3 separate regions of the Homo sapiens genome follow, and all the other regions are linked to region 2. The links are chromatin loops, found by intact Hi-C in ENCODE. Cell type or tissue: Caco-2. All regions are shown on one strand. Region 1 overlaps COP1 (COP1 E3 ubiquitin ligase). Region 2 overlaps COP1 (COP1 E3 ubiquitin ligase). Region 3 holds the start of MIR1843 (microRNA 1843).

Region 1 (8,000 bases), 75 kb after region 2:
TACTCTTTGTACTTTTCCTCAGCTCAACAGACAGTCAGCTAAAACTGTGGAATGTAGGGAAACCATACTGCCTACGTTCCTTCAAGGGTCATATCAATGAAAAAAACTTTGTAGGCCTGGCTTCCAATGGAGATTATATAGCTTGTGGTAAGTGAAACCATCGTTTCCAGGAACTTTTTAACAGGTGTTTGTTATTGAAATTGAACTCAGTGGAAATAGAATAAATACTAAGTCAAGAAATGGTCTGTGCACTCAGAAGATAGTATAATAGACATGATGCCCCAGCACTACTGATTTTCCTTGTGTTGTACTAGAAGAGCATTAGTCCTTCCCTTTTTTATTGTGTAGAAACCCTGAACACCTCAAATACCTGAACACCTGATTTTTAACTGTTTTATAGTTGTTCTCCATTATAACATAATTCTTTAGATATTGTGTAGAAGACAGAAAAGGTTAAGTTCTGTTAGTAATATTTCCAATTTTGGAGACATTATGTGTCTTCTTAAGCTTGATATTCATTTTCCCCTATCTGCTGTTCTCTTCATGAAGTAATCTGTTTGCATAGCATTGATCTGTTATTCTATGGCTTTTATTGTTGATAATTTATACAAATTTAAATAAGAAATAGAAAAATCAAATTTGATATTATTCAAATGCTCTGATACATCTAATGCCTGAATAGATGAGCTTTGATCATACTTTTAAATGACTTGGCCTTTGTTCAGCAAAGTTGACTTTCTCCACATATGTATGAGACTGCCAAAGCAAATATCTGGAACAATTATTCTATCTTTAATAGATGGCTCAAAAATAAAAATACAGTTCATAGACCATTAATAGAATAATTCCTATACTGAGAAATGGAAATAAATTATGTAGGCTATGAAAATCTGCCTGTGTAAGTGTTGCCACTTTCTTTTACCTCTCTAAATGGAAATCTTCCTAAATGTAATTTAAGATTCTTATAATATATTTCTGGTTCTACTATAGACTTATTAGGCTGGTGCAAAAGTAATTAAAAGTAATGACAAAACCCACAATTACTTTTGTACCAACCTCTATAAATGATTTTATAGGGTAATTTTAGCCTTAGAATTATCAGTATTGTTGTATCATTTAACACTGATTGTTTCTTTAGATTAGTAAAGTATAGCTTTTGTCCAAGAATCCTTTTCTTACATGATTTCTAATTAGTCCTGTGATCTAGCCTTTCAAATTTGCCCATAAAAGATCTTTGAACTATAACTTTGGCTGATAATTACTATTAGACTGTGATGTCCTAATTCCGAGTTTTTCTATTCTAAAATACTATTATTATTATTTGTTTTCAGGAAGTGAAAATAACTCTCTCTACCTGTACTATAAAGGACTTTCTAAGACTTTGCTAACTTTTAAGTTTGATACAGTCAAAAGTGTTCTCGACAAAGACCGAAAAGAAGATGATACAAATGAATTTGTTAGTGCTGTGTGCTGGAGGGCACTACCAGATGGGGTAAGTTTTCATATCAGTTTTTTCACCTTGGGATCTCATATTATGCATTATGTATACACAGGGTTTGATTAAATTTTAAAATATAAATTGGTATGTGGTATGTACTTTTTAAAAAACTTTGTAATGTGTCACCAAAGACAATAGGCATTTTAGGTAGTGATTGAAATGCATAGTAATAGAGCAATGTCATGGTGTCATAATGTCCCTCTGTGACCCATAGCATTTAGTGCATATCTCAGTTATAACCATTATCATATTGTCTGTTCATATCTCTTCTATAAGACTGGAAATTCCTCCAAAATATGCATTCTGTCTCATTTTCTTTATTGATTATGTGCAGTATAAGCTTGATAAACATTAAGCTGAGCTGGTATTTTAATAGGGAGGGAGAAAAAGAATTGGTACAGGTAAAGGATAGTGGCCTATATGGTCCTCTAATTAAGTACTATTTCAAAGTAGAATTGCTGTCTACAAAATACATTTATATATGAATATTTAAGCATATTTAGTATATTGATGAGACAGTTATGCTACTGGGTTTTATAAAGTGGAGTTGCCTCAAACTTTTCACTTATGTTTTAAAGTATAAGGTTTTTCATAAGTTATATGAAAAAATAATTCTTAGGCTAGGTTCGGTGGCTCACACCTGTAATCCCAGCACTTTGGGAGGCCGAGGCGGGCAAATCACGAGGTCAGGAGATCAAGACCATCCTGGCTAACACGGTGAAACCCTGTCTCTACTAAAAATACAAAAAATTAGCCAGGCGTGGTGGCGGGTGACTGTAGTCCCAGCTACTCGGGAGGCTGAGTCAGGAGAATGGCATCAACCCGCGAGGCAGAGCTTGCAGTGAGCCAAGATCGCGCCACTGCAGTCCAGCCTGGGCGACAGAGTGAGACTCTGTCTCAGAAAATAATAATTCTTGTTACTATCTTGATTTATATAAACATGAGTTATTAGTATCATATTTTTAAAATAGCTTTTTAGGTGATTAGTTGGGTTTTTGACAAAAAAAATTCTGACTTGATATGTAATTTAAAAATCCAAGTTTCAGGTATAGTTTCACTTTAATTTGATATATTCTATTGCTGTCTTATTTAAAGTTCTGTGGCTCCATTTCCAGTTTTGCTAATTGACAGACTAGGTAATTTGGACCAACCCTTCCTCCAAGTAAAATTAGAAAAAAAGGACCAAATGTATGTATTTTTAAAAAAAGAACCTATTTGAAAGCATTGGAAAGCAAACAAGACAGGAAAGAATTACCAGATTTGGATTGTGACCCTGGCTTTTGAATCTACTTTTCCCCTGTGAGCATTTGTCAGTTCTGGTGGGGTGGGTGAAAGTGCTTATACTAGCTTCACAGGGTTGCAGGGATTGGAGCTCAGTGCCTGACGTTGTATGGGTGATTACTTTGTTTTAAGTCCCCACAGGGGTATATTATAGGGGAAACCAGAAGATAAGTCTTCATAGCGATTGCATCTGAACTTCATATCAATCTCTGAAATTGAATTGAGGTGACCCTTGATTGCTAATATCCACAGGATGCAAACTTAAATCCTCTGAAAAAAGATAAGATCATCTAAGTGCTTTATTTTTTTTAGTTTTGTAACTACAATAACTAGGGCACAATAAAAAATAAACAGACATAGTAAAAGAGAAGACAGCATGAATTAAACCAGCCTAAGCAACAGACTGTAGAAACAGTCACAGCAGCTCTAAATATTGAAATTATCAGACAGCTTGAAAGTAGCTATGCTTACAAGATGAAAGACAAGATTGAAAATTTTAACTGAGAACTGGAAACTATTTTTAGAATGAAAATATCATTCTGCTTCTGGCCCCTCCCAAATTTCATGTCCTCACATTTCAAAACTGATCATGCCTTCCCAGCAGTCTCCCAAAGTCTTAACTCATTTAAGCATTAACTCAGAAGTCCAAAGTCCAACGTTTCATCTGAGATAAGCCAAGTCCCTTCTGCCTATGAGTCTGTAAAATCATCAGCAAATCAGTTAATTCCTAGATATGAAGAGAATATAGGCATTGGGTAAATAGAGCTATTCAAAATGGGAGAAATTGGCCAAAACAAAACTACAGGCCCCATGTAAGTCCAAAATCCAACAGGGCAGTCAAATCTTAAAGTTCCAAAATGATCTCCTTTGACTCCATGTCTCACACCCAGGTCACACTGATGCAAGAGGTGGGTTCCCGTAGTCTTGGAGACCTCCACCACTGTGGCGTTGCAGGGTACAGCTTCCCTCCTGGCTGCTTTAACGAGCTGGCATTGTCTGTGGCTTTTCCAGGTGAACGGTGCAAGCTGTCAGTGGATCTACCATTTTGGGGTCTGGCGGATGGTGGCCCTCTTCTCACAGCCCCATAGGTGGTGCCCCAGTAGGGACTCTGTGTGAGGGCTCCCACCCCACATTTCCCTTCTGTACTGCCGTGGCAGAGGTTCTCCATGAGGGGCCCACCCTTGCAGCAAACTTCTGCCTGGATAGCCAGGCGTTTCCATACATCCTCTGAAATCTAGGCAAAGGTTTCCAAACCTCAGTTCTTTATTTCTGTGCACACGCAGGCTCAACACCACATGGAAGCTGCCAAGGCTTTGGGCTTGCACCCTCTGAAGCCATGGCTCGAGTTCTCTGTTGGCCCCTTTTAGTCATGGCTGGAGCGGCAGGGACACAGGACACCAAGTCCCTAGGCTGCACGCAGCATGCCAACCCTGGACCTGGCCCAGGAAACAACTTTTTCCTCTGGGGTCTCCAGGCCTGTGATGGGAGGGGTTGCTCTGAAGACCTCTTGACATATCCTGGAGACATTTTCCCCGTGGTCTTGGGGATTAACATTCAGCTCCATGTTACTTATGCAAATTTCTGCAGCCAGCTTGAATTTCTTCCCAGAAAATGGGATTTTCTTTTCTATTGCATTGTCAGGCTGCAAATTTTTTGAACTTTGATGCTCTGTTTCCCTTATTAAACTGAATGCCTTTAACAGCATTCAGGTCACCTCTTGTATGCTTTGCTGCTTAGAAATTTATTCTACCAGATACCCTAACTCATCTCTCTCAAGGACAGAGTTCCACAGATCTCTAGGGCAGGGGCAAAATGCCGCCAGTCTCTTTGCTAAAACATAACAAGAGTCTTCTTTGCTCTATTTCCCAGCAAGTTCCTCATCTCCATCTGAGACCACCTCAGCCTTAGATTTCATGTCCATCATTATCAGCATTTTGGTCAAAGCCATTGAACAAGTCTCTAGGGAGTTCCAAATTTTCCCACATTTTCCTGTCTTCTGAACCCTCTAAACTGTTCCAACCTCTGCCTGTTAACCAGTTCCAAAGTCAGTTCCACATTTTGGGGTATCTTTTCAGCAGCACCCCACTTCTGGTACCAATTTTCTGTATTAGTCCATTTTCACACTGCTGATAAAGATATACTCAAGACTGGGTAATTTACAAAAGAAAGAGGTTTATTGGACTCGCAGTTCCACATGGCTAGGGAGGCTTCACAATCATGGCGGAAGGTGAAAGGCATGTCTCACATGACAGCAGAAAAGAGAAGAAAACTTGTACAGGGAATCTCCCCTTTTTAAAACCATCAGATATCATGAGACTTATTCACTGTCACGAGAACAGTTCGGGAAAGACTTGCCCCCATGAGTCATTTACCTCCCACTGGGTCCCTTCCACAACATATGGGAATTCAAGTTGAGATTTGGATGGGGACACACCCAAACCATATCAGAGGAGTCTTTTTCATTCCTTTAAGCCATCAGTTTCTTTTCTTTTCGACAAATAATAATTGTAAGTATTTATGGGGTACAATGTGGTATTTTCATATACATGTACATTATGGAATGATTAAATCAAACTAATGAGCATATCGGTCATCTCACATGCTTTTTTTGTAGTGGGAACATTTAAAATCTTATTCTCTTAACAATATTGAAATATCCACTACATTATTATTAACTACAGTCACTCTGCTATGCAATACATCTCAAAAACTTACTCTTTTTGTCTAATTAGCTGAAACTTTGTAGCCTTGGACCAACATCTTGGCATCCTCCCACTCCCATCCCCCACCTCTGGTAACTACCATTCTATTCTCTATTTCTCTGAGTTCAATTTTTTAAGATTACACGTATAAATGAGATCATGCAGTATTTCTTTCTGTGTGTGATTTATTTTACTTAGCATAATGTCCTCCAAGTTCATGTAAAGCTGAATGGTATTCCATTATATACAGTTTAACCTTGACAACGTGGGGGCAAGAGGCACTGACCCTCCACTCAGTTGAAAATTCGGGTATAATTTGATTCCCTGACTCAAAAGCTTAACTACTAATAGCCTACTGTTGACTGAAAATCTTACCAATAACATAAACAATTAACCCACATAAGCTAGACAAAAGAAAATATTATTAAGAAAATCATAAAAGAAAATATATTTACTGTTTATTAAATGAAGTGAATCATAAAGGTCTTCATCCTCATCTTCACATGGAGTAGGCTGAGAAGGAGGAGAAAGAAGTGGGGTTGGTCTTTCTCTGGAGTGGTAGAAGAGGAAGAAAATTTGCATATAAGTGGTTCCTCACAGTTCAAACCTGTGTTTTCCAAGGGTCAGCTGTATACCATGTTTTCTTATCCATTTATTTGTTGATGGGCACTTAGGTTGATTTCATATCTTTGCTGTTGTGAATAATGCAATGAATAAAAGAGTGTGCATGTTTTTTTCTGTAACCTAATTTTAACTCTTTTGAAATTGAAGTGGGATTCAATGCTCAGAAGTGTAATTGCTAGGTCATATTGCCATTCTGTATTTAGTATTTGAGGACCTCCATATTATTTTCCATAAAAGCTGTACTGATTTACATTCCCACCAACGTTACAAGAGTTCTCTTTTCTCCACATTCTTGCCAACGCTTGTTATCTTTCATCTTTTTTTAACACACCCCACTTCACAGATGTCATTTGTCTTTTTGATGATAGAAATTCTAGCAGTTGTGAGGCGATACCTCATTGTGGTTTTAATTTAAACTTCCCTGATGATTAATGATATTGAGCATTTTTTCATATACCTGTTTGTTATTTGTATGTCTTTTTTTGAGAAATGTTTATTCAGGTTCTTTGCTTGTTTTTTAAGTGGGTTATTTGTTTTCTTGCTGTTTAGGTGTTGGAGTTCCTTATAACCCCCTAACTGATAAATAGTTTGCAAATATTTTCTCCCAATCCACATGTTGTCTTTTCACTCTGTTGTTTCCTTTGTTGTGAGGAAGCTTTATATTGATAGTTTGATGCATTCATGCTTGTCTGTTTTTGCTTTTGCAGTTTTAGCCAAAAAATTTTTCAGACCATTATGGAGCTTTTACCTTATGTTTTCTAGTAGTTTTACAGTTTTCAGTCTTATGTTTAAGCCTCTAATCATTTTGAGTTGAGTGTTGTATATGGTGTGAGATACTCAACTTCATTCTTCTGCATATGGATATCCAGTTTTCCCAACACCATTTATTGAAGAGACTATCTTTTCCCCCAGAGAGATTCTTTTTTCTTCCTCCCTGGCTTCCCCAGAGAGATTCTTGAAAGAAGGCAGAGAGAAAATATTGTCAGTTAGACTGACAGCCAACTTCTCAATGAAATAGTGGAAGCCAACAGACAGTGAAACCAGATAGTGTGGGAAGGAAAACATTTGCAAACCATGAATTCTACATCCAGTGAAAATCTCTAGACAGTGGTAAAATAAAGACATTTTAAAATAAATAAACCTGAAAAATTTTCAATCAGCAAACCTACACTAAAGAAAACCTTAGAGGATATGCTTAGGGCAGAAAGAAAAAGATTCCAGATGAAAGTCTTATCTTTTTTATTAACATTGATTTATCTAGAGACTGGAGTTAGGTAAGGGAACGTATATATATTCTGTATCTGTGGATCTGTGATATGACTCTTATCTGAAACTATTGGAATGAAATATGAAGTGTTTTAAGTATACAAATGAATATATTTGTTCCTATGTGATGATGCCTGTGTAAAGGGACACAATATTTTTGTTAGGGGTAGACCCTGAGTCCATAGTAACTTCTTTTGAGGCTGCAGATACCCTATTATTGTTTTGTCAGCTCTGAACCGTAACATACGTACTTAGCTACTCACCAATCCTAAGTGGATAGCTAATAGTAAAAGGCAGTACTTGTAAAGGACACTTATTACTCCTTTAGCTCTTCAGAAGTGACCCCAAAAAGTACACTCTATCCTCAGGCAAAAAAAAAAGCAGTGGTCATTAGGGTGGACATTTTCTGTTGTGGCTTGAGACATCAGGAATCATATTAAAAGTTTCTGTAGCTTTAGGGTTAGGGGAGGCAGGGATCAGGATAACAGATTTCCAAATTTCCCCTCTCTGAAACCAAGTGCAGCAAAACTTGGCTTGGGAACCTATCAACTATGCTGTAATACTTTCTATGCAGTTATAACTGTGCACCTTTGTTTTCAGTTACATCATTAAATTTTATTCTCTCTAAT
Region 2 (8,000 bases):
CGGAGCTTGCAGTGAGCCGAGATTGCGCCACTGCAGTCCGCAGTCCGGCCTGGGCGACAGAGCGAGACTCCGTCTCAAAAAAAAAAAAAAAAAAAAAAACATTTTCAAAAATTTTCTCTTCCACCACTTGCAGTTAATTCCACCCCTCCTTCAAACTCCTGCCACAGGCAACTATTTATCTGCTTTCTGTCACTATACAATAATTCAACCATTTAAAAATTTCTTATAAGTGGAACCATACAGTATATGTTCTTTTGTGTCTAGCTTATTTCGCCCAGCTTGTTTTTGAGATTCATTGATGTTGCTGCCCATATTAGTAATTTATTTACTTATTGAGTAGTATTTTATTGTCTAAATATTCTACAGTTTATTCATTTGAATAATTGTACAGTTTATTTATTTGAATAAACTTGTCTGGGTTTTAGTTTGTTACTATTATGAATAAAGTAATGAGTATTCATATACAAGTCATTTTGGATATTAATGTTTATATTTATTTCTTTGGGTGAATACCTGAAATTGGAATTGCTGTGCTGTATGGTTAGGATGTGTTTAACATTTTAAGAAGCTGCCAAAATGATTTTTAAAGTGGTTGGATTGTTTTACCACTTTAATCAGCAGTTTAAAAAATTCCAGTTCTAAATCCTCAGCAATTCTTAGCATTGTTATTTTTTTTAAATATCAGGCATTTTATTAATGGGTATGTAATGGCATTTTCTCATTGTTTTTCTATGCTTTTCCCTTATCACTAGTGGTGTTTAATGCACTTATTAACTATTTGTATATCTTTTGTGAATTGTCTATTCAAATCTTTTGGCCAGTATTTAAAAATTCAGGTCTTTCTTGGCCGGGCTCAGTGGCTCATGCCTGTAATCCCAGCACATTGGGAGACTGAGGCGGGCAGATCACAAGGTCAGGAGATCGAGACCATCCTGGCTAACATGGTGAAACCCCATCTCTACTAAAAACACAAAAAAAATTATCCAGGCGTGCTGGCGGGCGCCTGTAGTCCCAGCTACTCGGGAGGCTGAGGCAGGAGAATGACGTGAACCTGGAAAGGCAGAGATTGCAGTGAGCCCAGATTGCACCACTGCACTCCAGCCTGGGCGATAGAGTGAGATGCCGTCTCCAAAAACAATAATAATAATAATCAGGTCTTTCTCTTGTTTAGTGATGAGAATTCCTTTTATATTATGGATATAAGTTCTTTGTCAGATACATGTGTTATCAGAATTTTCTTCCTTGCCTGTGGCTCATCTTTGTATTTTCTTAATAGTGTCTTTCAAGGAACATGAGTGATACTTAATTTTGATGAATTCCAGTTCATCCATTTTTAAAATTTTTCTATCCTGTAGAAATGTTTCTGCCCCGAAGATTTTTCTTCTATATTTTCTTCTATCATTGTAATAACTTTAGCTTTTACTTACAGGCTTATAATCTATTTCAAGTTATTTTTTATTTAGATTGTGAGGTAATGGTTTAGTTTCATTTTTTCTTTTTCTTTTTCTTTTTTTTATTTTGAGACGGAGTTTCACTCTTGCTGCCCAGGCTGGAGTTCAATGGCGTGATCACGGCTGACTGCAACCTCTGCCTCCGGGGTTCAAGTGATTCTCCTGCCTCAGCCACCTGAGTAGCTGGGATTACAGGCGCACGCCACCATGCCTAGTGAATTTTGTATTTTTAGTAGAGATAAGGTGTTTCCATGTTGGTCAGGCTGATCTCGAACTCCTGACCTCAGGTGATCTGCCCACCTCGGCCTCCCAAGTGCTGGGATTACAGGCGTGAGCCACCATGCCTAGCCGAGGTTCAGTTTTTTCCTGCCAGTATAGAGATACCCACTTGTTCCTAGCATCATTTGATCAAAAGATAACCTTTTCCTGTTGGCATCTTTGTTTAAAATGAATTGACTGTATATATGTGAGTCTACTTAACTGTCTGTTCTGTTGTATTGATCTGTATGTCTCTTTGTTTAAAATGAATTGACTGTATATATGTGAGTCTACTTAACTGTCTGTTCTGTTGTATTGATCTGTATGTCTCCTCTTAGGCCAGTACCATACTGTCATGATTACTGTAGTTTTATAACAAGGCTTGAAATTAGGTAATATAAGTTCTCCGTCTTTGTTACTCTTTTCAAAAGTTATACTGGCTAGTATAAGTCCCTTACATTTCCATGTACATTTTAGAACAGGAGCTCTTCTTTTTTTTCTTGCTGCAATGGTTTGAAGGGATTTATCTGGTAAAACTCACATTTTTTAAAATATTTTTCTTCAGTGTTTTTTACTACTTATTTTTATAAGAAACACAAAATGGGTTTCTGATTTTTTAAGTCTGCTGTGTTAACTGATATTTTGGGGACACATTTTTAAATATACATGATGAAATATTCTTCTAAACTGTAAATTTTTGCTCCACGTTAGTCCTTGGTAGGATTAAATGGTTTCTTTATATCATAGTTTTAAGGTTTCCTGATGAAACATCACAGCAGTGACATTACTGATTTAATATTGTGATCCTATTGGTTGCTTTGTAAATACTACCAGAGAACACAGAACTGAGAAATTAGATGTATTTTATTTTGCAGTTTCAAAAGTTAAGAATTGAAATTTTAGCTTCATATGATTCTCTGTTGAGTCTCTGTTGTACTTTTACTAAACACACATTTCAAAGTGTTTACTAAAAACATTTTAAAGAGGACAAAATGTCGTAGTAACTTTGGGGACAAAAATATATTTTCTTTTTCAGCTCTTGTTATTTTCTCTACTAGATGTTGTTCTGAATGAACAAAAGTTGATATTAAGTATATTGATTTTAAAGGGCATCTTTAAGTGCTTTAAGGAGAAAGACATTTTATCACAAAATAAACACTTGATATTCACAAAAGTTTTTCAGAATATAGTCTATCAGGTAGTGTATTTATTTGTTTTAGCTATTCAATGATAGCCAGAGGGAATAAGAAAGTAAATTTTTTTAAAGTAGTTGTTTTAAAGCAAGATCTTGAGGTTTTATGGAATTCAAACAAAATGAGCCACCTAATAAAAATAATAGAATAAAAATATGCATAGACTTTAAAATGTGGCTTCAATTTAGTGCCTATGGAATAAAGTCTGTCCATTAATTCAGAATAAGGTCAGCAATTATCTAGCAGGTTGCTATTAAAAAAACAGTTTAAGGTCAGCAAACTAATACCTGCGAGTCAAATTTCAACTCATTGCTTGACTTTGTAACAACTAAGAATATTTTTTACATTTGCAAAGGTTGAAAAAAAATACAAAGGATAATACTTTGTGACATGTGAAAATTCAGATTCTAGTGTTCATAAATGAAGTTTTGTTGGAACCACTGACGCTGTTCTGACATAAAATTAATAGATATCAATGGCTCACACCTGTAATCCTAGCACTTTGGGAGGCTGAGGCAGGTGGATCACGAGGTCAGGAGTTCGAGACCGGCCTGACTAACATGGTGAAACCCCGTCTCTACTAAAAATACAAAAATAAGCCAGGTGTGGTGGTGTGCACCTATAATCTCAGCTACTCAGGAGGCTGAGGCAGGAGAATCACTTGAACCCAGGAGGCAGAGGTTGCAGTGAGCTGAGATCACACCATCACAGTCCAGCCTGGGCAACAGAGTGAGACTCTGTCTCAAAAAAAAAAGAAAGAAAAAAGATTTTGCAAACTCCCTAACTACAAATTTTTAAAAAATTATAGTGTCTTAATTCTAATATAAAGGAGAAATAAAAGGAAAATAAGATGATTTTAATTTGTAAATACTTACCTATTCTGTATGGTTAAAATAAGGAGATGGTCAAATAATAATTTAATGACTCACTTGTTTTATTGCCATACAAAGATAATTTTTTTCTTAGGTTCACAATGCTTAAGAGGGAGAGAATAATGTGAACAAGTTTCATACAGAATACACTTGATAGATGAATTACATTAACCACATAGTGAGTGAGCTCCAAAATTATTAAAGTCTGGTTGCTCAATTAGGATGGAAGCAGGGCTCTGTGGAAAGTAAAGTTTAATTAAACATTAAAGTGTGCTTTTGTGTGAGCACAGCTGAGATCTGCAACCACCTGTAAGGTCCCTTGAAGTTAGAGGGCAGTGCTGGTGTTACAAAGCAAGGCTTCAAAGCTCCAATCCATGTCACAGTCTGAGCATTCAGTCTTCTGAGAAGTGGCTGACAGAGTGAAACTTGACACAGCCTAAGCTCTCAAAGTGTTGTCAAGCTCTTAGGTTTATATATGTTTGAAGTCCAGTAGTTGAAGTCAGTAACTCACATATGGGATCTGAGGAGGCGTGTTACCACATTCCAGAGGGGAGGAGAAGTTTCAGGTTCATATATGGGATCTGATAAGAGGTCACATTCTTTTTTTTTTTTTTTTTTATTGATCATTCTTGGGTGTTTCTCGCAGAGGGGGATTTGGCAGGGTCATAGGACAATAGTGGAGGGAAGGTCAGCAGATAAACAAGTGAACAAAGGTCTCTGGTTTTCCTAGGCAGAGGACCCTGCGGCCTTCCGCAGTGTTTTTGTCCCTGGGTACTTGAGATTAGGGAGTGGTGATGACTCTTAATGAGCATGCTGCCTTCAATCATCTGTTTAACAAAGCACATCTTGCACCGCCCTTAATCCATTTAACCCTGAGTGGACACAGCACATGTTTCAGAGAGCACAGGGTTGGGGGTAAGGTCACAGATCAACAGGATAAGAATTTTTCTTAGTACAGAGCAAAATGAAAAGTCTCCCATGTCTACTTCTTTCTACACAGACACAGCAACCATCCGATTTCTCAATCTTTTCCCCACCTTTCCCCCTTTTCTATTCCACAAAACCGCCATTGTCATCATGGCCCGTTCTCAATGAGCTGTTGGGTACACCTCCCAGACGGGGTGGTGGCCGGGCAGAGGGGCTCCTCACTTCCCAGAAGGGGCGGCTGGGCAGGGGCTGACCCCCCCCCTCCCTACCGGGCGGGGCGGCTGGCCGGGCGGGGGCTGACCCCCCCCCCACCCCACCTCCCTCCCGACGGGGTGGCTGGCCGGGCGGGGGCTGACCTCCCCACCTCCCTCCCGGCCGGGGCGGCTGCCGGGCGGAGGGCCTCCTCACTTCTCAGACGGGGCGGCTGCCGGGCGGAGGGGCTCCTCACCTCTCAGACGGGGCGGCCAGGCAGAGACGCTCCTCATATCCCAGAAGGGGCGGCGGGGCAGAGGTGCTCCCCACATCTCAGAGGATGGGCGGCCGGGCAGAGACGCTCCTCACTTCCTAGATGGGATGGCGGCGGGGAAGAGGCGCTCCTTACTTCCCAGACTGGGCAGCCAGGCAGAGGGGCTCCTCACATCCCAGACGATGGGCGGCCAGGCAGAGACGCTCCTCACTTCCCAGATGGGGTGGCAGCCGGGCAGAGGCTGCAATCTCGGCACTTTGGGAGGCCAAGGCAGGCTGCTGGGAGGTGGAGGTTGTAGCGAGCCGAGATCACGCCACTGCACTCCAGCCTGGGCACCATTGAGCACTGAGTGAACGAGACTCCGTCTGCAATCCCGGCACCTCGGGAGGCCGAGGCTGGCGGATCACTCGCGGTTAGGAGCTGGAGACCAGCCCGGCCAACACAGCGAAACCCCGTCTCCACCAAAAAAATACGAAAACCAATCAGGCGTGGCGGCGCGCGCCTGCAATCGCAGGCACTCGGCAGGCTGAGGCAGGAGAATCAGGCAGGGGGGTTGCAGTGAGCCGAGATGGCAGCAGTACAGTTCAGCTTCCGCTCGGCATCAGAGGGAGATCGTGGAAAGAGAGGGAGAGGGAATCCGTGGGGAGAGGGAGAGGGAGAGGGAGAGGTCACATTCTTGAAGTGGGGAGGGAATACACTCTTAAGTTCTTATTATAGCAAAGCATATCACTCATGTAGCAAACTATATAAATGTTTAGAATCATTTCGGAGCTACATAGCAGGTATACCTGCATTAGACAATATAATGGATAATAAGATTCTTACACCTACTTATAATTAGTAAGTTTGGAATGTTCAGCAAATATTGGAAACGCAGGGGTAGTTTGTCTTTCTATGTAAAATGGATTTCATTTCTATGCTCAGTTAATTATAGGATTTTCATTTGCATAAGGATGAGAAGTATAAATATTTTTGGAGGTATAACGTAGATTGTGAGACAGTGAATATGATGAGTAGGATTGGAAGAGTAAGGGCAAAAATAACTTTATCCTTTGCTCAGAGTAGAAACTTAGTAGATACATTGAATCCTTTATTTCTTTCTGTAGTAATTAATAAAGTGTTTGTAGTCACTAGACAGAAATACTACAATTCCCATTTAGGAGAATAACACAGAAAACAAAAGAAAGAAATCAGATGGTCAAATACTTTAATTAAAAATGTGATTGAAACAATATATATCACAAAATAAGATGACAGATACAAAAGTAAACGTGATTGATAAATTTAAATAGGCTAAACTTCCTGGCAATAAGAAAATATTTTTATAGTAGATTATAACATAAACCACAAATCAGTGCTTGTATAGACGAGTTCTGAAAACTTCAAACTGTGAAAGTTGAAAGTAAGGTTTAATTCAGGCTAGAAAGCATTAGATCAATCTCTCTTTGTCTTACACACACACACACACGCCCCATTATAATGATCAAAGTTCAGTCTGCACTGAAGTTTAAGTCTAATTGTAAGTATCTTTATATATTAAAAAATCCCTGTGTTAACTGTAAGACAAAATAAACACATTTAGTGGTATGAGACTTTAAATTAAATCAGATCTTAGTCCATGACAGATTAAGTGCACAAAAAATAAATGTTAATAAAACTGTAGAAGCCCTAAATAACATAATTAACAAACTAGAACACATATACAAACATTTATAAAGAATATACCTTCTTTTAAATTGTCCATGGAACATCAGAAAATGTAAAGAATCTAGATCATATACCAAATCTCAAATTACAGAAAATAAAAATTAACATTTTCTGATCACAACACAGTAAGATCAAACATTTATTACAAACTTAGAAAACAGGAAAAATATACCACACGGAAATTTAATAGCTTTTTTGGCAACGCTGGGATCAAAATGGAAATCAAACCAGTATGATGAAATTTCTGTGTATCAGAACTTATGGGACATAGCTAAAAGTGCCCAGAATAAAACTCCTTACTCTAAAGGAATTAACCTACTCAAAAAGGAATTAACTGAAAAAGTAATGATAAATAAGATGATATAAAACAATTTAATTAAACAACCAAGCAAAGAAATTAGAGAAAGAACAAAGTAAACCTAAATAAAATAGAAGGAAATTAAATAAATATAAAAATAAGAATACATTATGAAAAAACAATTACTAAATCAATTCATGAGCTTTTAAAAACAAAAGATGAAAATTGTTAGTCAACCTAATCAGGTAAACCTGGAAGAAATTACTAGATGTTTGGCAGGGGATTCAGAAACTCAATTTTGGACGGGTTAACTATGCCTATCAGGTTAAAATTGGAGCTGTCAACTAGACATGAGGCAGTAGTGTAGAGAGAGGTCTGGTTTGGGAGACAAACACTTGATAGTCATCAGTGTACTATATAGATTGAAAGTCATGAGACTATATGAGATCACCAAAGAAATCCAGGAAGATAAAAAGATGGTGAGGTACAAGAGCTTAGCTTAGCTCTGAGATGCTTTTGTTTTGTTTTGTTTATTTTTTGAGATGGAGTTTCACTTTTGTTGCCCAGGCTGGAGTTCAGTGGTGCGATCTCGGCTTACTGCAACCTCCTCTTCCCGGGTTTAAGCGATTCTCCTGCCTCAGCCTCCTGAGTAGCTGGGATTACAGGTGCCTGCCACCATGCACAGCTAATTTTTTGTATTTTTGGTAGAGGCTGGATTTCATCGTGTTGGCCAGGCTGGTCTCAAAGTCCTGACCTCAGGTTATCCACCTGTCTCGGCCTCCCGAAGTGATGGGATTACAGGCTTGAGCCACTGCACCCAGCCTGGGA
Region 3 (8,000 bases), 90 kb after region 2:
TGACTTCATGTATTTTATTTTCATGGGCTGGTTTAAAAATACGAGAATGGAAAGATGAAAGAAAAGATTAGTACATGCAAACTATAGAAGTTTAGGTAGCAACCCAGTCCTGAGTTTCCCATTTCATCTTCTTTTATTTTAAATTCTCAATGTATTTCCATTTGCAAAGTTAACTCTTTTACTAAACTGTCATGAGACATTTGTGTAATTCAGACTCCAGTACTGATTATAGTATCTTTTAACCAAATACATTTCACTAAAAATTAGACTTGTAAAAGTGTTAAAAAAATAAGGCTTGGCCAGATGGGGTGGTTCACGCCTGTAATCTCAGCACTTTGGAAGGCTGAGGCGGGCAGATCCCCTGAGTTTGGGAGTTTGAGACCAGCCTGACCAACATGGAGAAACCCCATCTCTACTGAAAATACAAAATTACCCGGGTGTGGTGGCGCATGCCTGTAATCTCAGCTACTCGGGAGGCTGAGGCAAAAGAATTGCTTGAATCTGGGAGGCGGAGGTTGTGGTGAGCCAAGATCGTGCCATTGCACTCCAGCCTGGGCAACAAGAGCGAAACTCCGTCTCAAAAAATTAAATAAATAAGGCTTATGTGCAGTTATTCTCAATGAGCTAAAAAGCTTCCTGAGGCTAGAAATTCTTGTCATTTTTGGCTGGGAGCAGTGGCTTACACCTGTAGTTTCAGCATTTTGGGAGGTCGAGGCGGGCAGATCACCTGAGGTCAGGGATTTGAGACCAGCCTGGCCAACATGGTGAAACCCCGTCTCTACTAAAAAATACAAAAATTAGCCGGGCATGGCCGTGGGCGCCTGTAATCCCAGCTACTCGGGAAGCTGAGGCAGGAGAATCGCTTGAACCCGGGAGGTGGCAGTTGCAGTGAGCCGAGATCACACCACTGCACTCCATTCTGGCAACACAGCCAGACTCTGTCTCAAAAAAAAAAAAAAAAAAAAAATTCTTGTATTTTGTATATTGCTGCTCTCTGGGCCTCAGATGGTATGTGTTAAGTAGGTATTCGGTAAATTCTTTCCTCCTCACTTCCCTCTCACTAGCCACCTGACCAAAAGCAGAAAAATACGTCTTGGTTTTCCCTCTGAGTTCAATATTTGTAGATAGTTTCAACATGTGTATTAGTATTTTTCAAAGTATGGTCTGTTGATCACCTGCTTTAGAATTATTAGTTACTTGGGATAGGAATTAAAATTTTAAATATCTAAACCCTATACTTGTTATATTTAGACTTTCTGAAGGTGAGGACCAAGAACCACCTTTTGTATTTGTTGTTGTTGTTGTTGTTGTTATGGGTTACATAATTCTCTCCTTTTGTTTTGTTAAGTATCCTAGAATTGCATGGGAGAAGCAAAGATCCCATCTCTGTCACATCCAATCTTGGAGCCACCGGTGGAAATTTAGAAGTGCCAAAGTGTTTCCAACAGTCGCTGCCGCAAACCTATTCTTTCTTTACAGGAGTGATTAGGTACTGTCTCAAACCCTCCTGAGTGCCACATCAGGAGGCTCTCTATGGTCTGTTGGTCACTTTGGAAGATGTAGAGACTAAATCCAAGGGAGACATTAGATAATAAGCCAGGGTTCTCATCAGTCTCCTCAGTAGCAAAAGCAAAGGCTAGAACATTCTGGTAGTGCTCATTATTAATTGGAACATTACAGCTGGAGTCAAAGATCTGCCTCCTGAAAGGTACTGTGTTCTGATGTTTACAGCCAAATTCCATTAAACATTGACTGATTTATTACAATGGATACAACTCAGAAATAGCTCATGGGAAGAGATGCATAGGGCAAGGTATTGGAGAGTGGCGGGTGGAGTACACAGAATAGGTCTGTGCTGGTGACTCTTGGAAACACTTTGGCATTTTCTTCCCAGATGGGTACCCTCCTAGTACCTCAATGTTTTCACCAACCTGGAGGCCCTGGAACCTCCATTTTCAACAAACTCCCTTTGGGATTTATATATAATAAAATGCTATAAAATATCAGTTTTTGAGCTCTTTTCTGTTTGTATATTTGCTTAATAAGAATTTGCTAAATGAATAAATTTTATCTGATTAAGTTTTCAAGGACCCAAATGACCAAAATAAGAACTTACTGTAAGACTCAAAATATAACAAATGAGGTTAATTTAAATCAGGCAGTGAGTTTTTGGAGAATATGTTCTGTACAACAAAAAAAAAGTTACTACAAAATACCCTTCCAACTTTGACATATTAACATCCTTATTTCCTTCTGGCTTTATCAGTCTTTCTAAGTCATTTAAGTCTAAAACCCCAGAATCATTATTGTTGCATCTCTTTATTTTCCATCTAATTATTCATCAAATAGCAGTAATGCTTTCTTTGAAATGTCTTCTATATATCTTTGTTTTCGTTTCTGCTTTTCATCTCCTCATTTCTGTTCCTTCCCCTTCCCCTTCTCTCGATTTACTTCTAACAGCTTTATGTCCCTTTCAGTCGGCCTTTATGCACTACCAAATATTCATCTTTATACAGAGATAATCAATCAAACATTGCTTGTTACCTTTAGTTGACCCAGGTCTTTCAGAAAAGTTTTTTTCAAATTCAGCATTTGCATGTACCTCTATCTGGTATATTTTGGCCAACACTAAAAATAAGGGGAAATTTTGATAAATATATTACCTGAACTTGTTAGTTATTTAATCTATTTCACTTCAGATATCTGTATCTAATTTTAAAATTATATTTACCCTTACTATTAAATATGATCCTTAAGAAAATTATAGGAAAAAGTACAATAGAAAAAAATACTCAAAGGTAACTCAGATTTCAAAATTTACTAGTATTTAGAAAATTAGCCTTTATAATAAGTATAGAACAATGTCGTTCCTATATCTACTTCTTAACTGCTCTATTTCCTGATCTCATGTGTTTGCACTTAGACTATCGTATCTAAACTATTACATTCAAGATTTTCAATAATCTAATATAATGCTATCCATCTAACTTTATTTCTGTTTTCTAACACAGTTCACCTACTTCATTAAGAAAGTTTCTTCATTGTCCCATACTATTCCCATTCCGGCTTCTAAACTCGTATTCATGTTGTTCTTCATATTGCCTTATCCTCTTATTTCTGCTTAACTAAGTTCTCATCATTTTTTAGCCCAATCACTGCTTCTCTTTCCCTCTTTTAACCATTTTATCTCCTTGGTTTCTGGTTTCTCACAGCTATTGATGAACCTATAGAATGCAGTCTACCAACTGATGTTCACATTCATCTTGAATTGTTTGTTATGCTTCATTAGTGTTGCCCCAGGTACATTCCTTGCTTCAACTTGGAGAGCAAAAAAATACAAACACCAGCAGCTACCAGAGTAAGAGCTACTTAGTTTTCTAGGAAAGAGGAGTTAAAGATTGAGTGAGAATAAAATTTAAGTCTGCCTAACCCAGAGAGCCTACTTTTATCAATTTCATAAGATCATAAATATACTGACTAGAATAATACACTAGTATTATTACTACTAGTACACTGTGATACTGACAGTACTAATATGATACTAATAGTACTATCATTGCTTGAGATAACTACCCTTTAACTGTAAAGAAATTAAGGTTATATAGTATTTTAGTAAAAGCAACTACCATTCATTTGTTTAGTGCCTATAGTGTGCCAGTTACTCTTTGGTTACATGCTGTAAGGGAGAAAAGATTTTTCTCACCTGTTGGCTTGATTCATGACGGAGACCTCTGTAAGTTTTACATGACATAGAAGTTTTACGTGACACAGAAGGCTTCAGAAATGAAGACCCAAAGAATGGGTAAACTTGTATATGTTTATGCTTAGGTTTGATGAAGAAATGAATAGTCTCATGGAGAAGTATGATTGGAGGACAAAGGGGTATGATCTAATGGTAATAAACTGGGGGCAACTTAGCAAGACCTGTTTGTTGAGCTTCTTCTCTGTGTCTCTGTCTCCAGAGATAAGGGCATTCCTTTCCTCAGGTAAGGATAGGCAACTCTGGAATGAGAGTCTTATGACCTGCTTCAGTGGAAGGGCAGAGAATTCTTTTATGACCTGCTTCAGAGGAGAAGTGTGGGAGAAGGTCTTCCTGCTTCTGCTGTTTTTTCAAATACCAAGGTGACTATTTGGAGGTAGTGTGTTCTGGTCCCTAACAATGCTCTACTGTGTTTTCCTTGAATCTTCATACAGATTCTACCTAAGAGTATCTGCTTTATATTTGGAGAAATTGAATGTCTAAAAGGATTAAGCAGAACCAAAATTCAGATCCAGGTTTCCATGCCTTGAATGTATTGCTTTTTCTGTTAACATGGTATTCCCCAAATAGTACTGAATTCTAGAATCAGCTTTACCAGAGTAGTCTGGAGGAAATTTGCGAATAGCTCTCTTAAATATGCACGGTTCTATGCTCAGAGGAGCTCTTCTCAGTATTAATCAGCAATCCAGTCATTTTTTTCCCCTCATACTTGTCATTGTAAGCACATTTTTCTCAAGCTTTACTCAGAAGATCATCCAGAGATATTAACTGTTAACATGTGCTGCAAGTTGAAAGTGTTTAGAGAGAATATTTGAGTGCAGTGTGACAAGGATAATCAAGTTGTTTAGGGCCAGTTGGCGAGAAGACTTTGGAAAGCATTGAGAAAGGAATGATGAATGTATGTGTTGTTTTGTATCTAAATCCTTCTTCCCTTGTGTATGTTCTTCACAGCCTTTTCTCCCTGAATAAGGATCACTTTGACTTTGTATGCTAAGTGTGCCTTCTTAATGGTTCTTTTCCTGTTATCTGAATCCTGAAGTATATTTAAATGAGAATTTGATGCAGTTAGTTAATTGGAATATAAAAGACTGGTTAACAAAAGTCTTCTTAATAATGAAGCACACCAGAAATGGAAGCTGCTGGAACCAGCCATGTGGACAAATGAAAAAATGCCTTTTGTCTACAGATTGCAGCGATCCTACATAAATATATGGAGGTCTCTGTCTGGCTTAGGACAGCTGGCTAAGTCTGATCGTTCCCCTCCGTACAGCCTTTAAAACTGCCACTCTAAATACTTGGTTTCCTTGCCATTTTATTCAGTATCTGCTGGTTATGAGTACTGTATTATTTTTTAAATGGGCAACCAAGTAAAGTTACCTCTGTATCCGTCTGAACTGGTTTTTGAGGTATCTTACGAGTTTTGAAAATAGGTGTTATTTGCTTATTTAAGGAACCTACAACCAGGAAGTAGAATGAATGTGGAAATATTATTCTTCTCTTGCCGAGCATGGTGGCTCACACCTGTAATCCCAGCACTTTGGGAGGTTGAGGCAGATGGATCACTGAATGTCAGGAGTTCAAGACCAGCCTGGCACCAACATAGTGAAATCCTGTCTCTACTGAAAACACAAAAATTAGCCAGGTGTGTTGGCAGGCGCCTGTAATCCCAGCTACTTGAGAGGCTGAGACAGGAGAATCACATGAACCTGGGAGGCGAAGGTTGCAGTGAGCTGCGATTGTGCCATTGCACTCTAGGCTAGGTGACGGTGCGAGACTCCATCTCAAAAAAAAAAGAAAAAAGAAATATTATTCTTCTAAGGGGCCACATTGGCTTAACGAATTCAGGGTTACCAGTGAAGGTCAATACTTTAGATATGAAGGAGCTAATCAGAGATAGCTTCCGTGAAGATTTTCTCATTAAGAAAGTGATTTCTCCAAAATCCAGTTTATGTAATTTTTTAAGGCTGTAACCAAAGTTCAGAAATAACCATTTGCAGAGGAAAGCTGCTGCTAAGTATTAACCTTCTTAGTACTGAATTCAAAATCTTGGTTTTTCCTGTTGTGTGTTTTGCTGTTAAGTTGTGGGGAGAGGTTGCTCCCACCTACCTCCCCTAACTTCTACAACTTACAGCAGCCACAGCTGGGTTTGTTTGTTTGTTTGTTTGTTTGTTTGTTTGTTTTTTGAGACTGAGTCTCACTGTGTCACCCAGGTTGGAGTGCAGTGGCATAATCTCAGCTCACTGCAACCCCTGCCTCCTGGGTTCAAGCAATTCTCATGCCTCAGCCTCCTGAGTAGCTGGAATTACAGGGGACCACCATGCCTGGCTAATTTTTGTATTTTTAGTAGAGATGAGCTTTCAACGGCGCGGTGGCTCACGCCAGTAGTCCCATCACTTTGGGAGGCTGAGGCGGGTGGATCACCTGAGGTCAGGAGTTTAATACCAGCCTGGGTTTATTTATAACTAATTGTATGAGGATCCTTGTTTGTGGTTCTGAAATCCCATATTTCTTACCCTGAGCAGTTTTTGCATTAGACAGTTGTCAAATGAGTAGCCATACTTTTCTAGGCCCTTTAGAAATCCACTGTTCTGTTCATTCTAATGAACGATTTTAAGATTTTGTAAGGAAGGATACTAGTGGAGAAGAAAGAAGAGATTTGGGATTAACTGATTTTGAAAGTGTTCCTTTGTGATGAAGAAATCCCAATTCCCCAGATCTCAAATTGGGATTTTGTGTATGGGGGGTGGAAGATTGGAAGGAGAGTGGGAATTTGGCCTGTCAATGCCATGTATGTTGACTTTGGAACACTCTTTACCACTTTGGTTCTGTGGCCAAGCCTTTTCCTCTGTTGATATTACTTGAAATAATACTTATAGGGAGATATATAAAAGACCAAATTTTCCATGTAACAAGGCTTTTAGGAGCCTAGGTTTATGACATTTGAAATGTAATGTATATTTATAATGTATGAGAACTGAGGCTCTCTTGTACATAGTCAGTGACCACCCAAGACACCTTTCTTCTTTCTTCCATTTTGCTTTAATAAATTCAGGATGAAGCCCAGACATGTGATAAGCTTACTGGGTCAATATGATACAGATCAGCATTGGTATATTTCTCAGTTTTCACAAGTTGATTCCTGGCTTTGCTCTTTCTTAGCTGTGTGTATGAATTTGGACAAGTTATTAAGTCTAAGACTATGTTTACTCTTTGTAAATTGATGATAAAAATAGTACCTTCCTCATTGGGTTGCCATGCAGATTAAGTGAAGTAATCCATATAAAATTCTTAACTAAGTCACTGACCTATAGTGCTCAATAAATATGTGATAATGAAACAGGTTTTTAAGTGTTTGTGTGTGTGTGTGTGTGTGTGTGTGTGTGTGTGTATTGCAAACACAATTCAGACAGCTAATTCACTCAACCCCCTTGGATTTTTTATAGAATGCAGGGAAGGCTAACTAACATTTTAGTTTAAAGACCAAGACCTTTTATTGATAGATTGTAGTTTTGTGTTCATTCTTTCTTAGACATATTTATATATATTTTTACCAAGTCAACTCTGAAAGACCACATACTGAAAGAAAAGTCAGGGACAAAAAGAAACTATTAGGCTTACAAATGGCATTTAAAAACCTTTGAAGATGATATTGGAACCTATGTTTGAATGTCTTTGTATGGACTCTCACTTGGTTTCAAAATGCAGCGTAGATTTATGTCTAGGATAAAGTAAAGAAACACTCCGGTCAAATAAGGGGATTCTTATGATGAATCAAACCCAGATAAGTGGCTGGGTGCGGTGGCTCACGCTTGTAATCCCAACACTTTAGGAGGCTGAGGCGGGTGGGTCACGAGGTCAGGAGTTCGAGACCAGCCTGACCAACATGATGAAACCCCGTCTCCAAATACAAAAATTAGCTGGGTTTGGTGGCACGCACATGTAATCCCAGCTACTCAGGAGGCTGAAGCAGGAGGATCACTTGAACCCGGGAAGCGGAGGTTGCAGTGAGCCGAGACTGCACCACTGCAGTCCAGCCTGAGCGACAGAGCGAGACTCCATCTCAAAAACAAACAAACAAACAAAAACAAAACAAAAAAAAAACCCAGATAAGTGAAATGAATTTCTCTGAGCTCCAAAAACAAAAGAAATTTGAATTTTAAAAGATGTACTAGAAAGTGCTTTAAATAAAAGAATGATTCTGCGTGTCAGGAAATCAACAGTGGCCCAATAGGATGAAGTA

Evidence for each region. A loop is a pair of places that touch in the nucleus more often than their neighbours do. Peaks named below come from ENCODE experiments on the same cell type or tissue, not always from the same donor. Only the 100,000 strongest peaks of a DNase experiment are listed, where the experiment ranks them.
Region 1: it touches region 2 in a loop (6-fold over the local background); 1 of 110 quality-filtered maps calls a loop at or near these places.
Region 3: it touches region 2 in a loop (8-fold over the local background); 1 of 110 quality-filtered maps calls a loop at or near these places.

Annotation. Positions count from the first base shown.
Region 1 is chr1:175,980,435-175,988,434 of GRCh38, reverse strand. COP1 (COP1 E3 ubiquitin ligase) reads left to right here. Exons shown (of 20, transcript NM_022457.7): 17 at 23-147; 18 at 1,332-1,492. Among named protein-coding and RNA genes, the nearest start is that of MIR1843, 16 kb to the right of the region's middle. In Caco-2, no CTCF peak of the experiment used is centred here; no DNase peak of the experiment used is centred here.
Region 2 is chr1:176,055,147-176,063,146 of GRCh38, reverse strand. The region is part of intron 11 of COP1 (COP1 E3 ubiquitin ligase); the gene reads left to right. Among named protein-coding and RNA genes, the nearest start is that of MIR1843, 91 kb to the right of the region's middle. In Caco-2, no CTCF peak of the experiment used is centred here; a DNase peak (open chromatin) is centred at 4,266.
Region 3 is chr1:175,965,429-175,973,428 of GRCh38, reverse strand. The region is part of intron 18 of COP1 (COP1 E3 ubiquitin ligase); the gene reads left to right. It overlaps MIR1843 (microRNA 1843), which reads left to right and starts at 4,950; the gene lies at 4,950-5,059. It also overlaps SCARNA3. In Caco-2, no CTCF peak of the experiment used is centred here; a DNase peak (open chromatin) is centred at 4,008.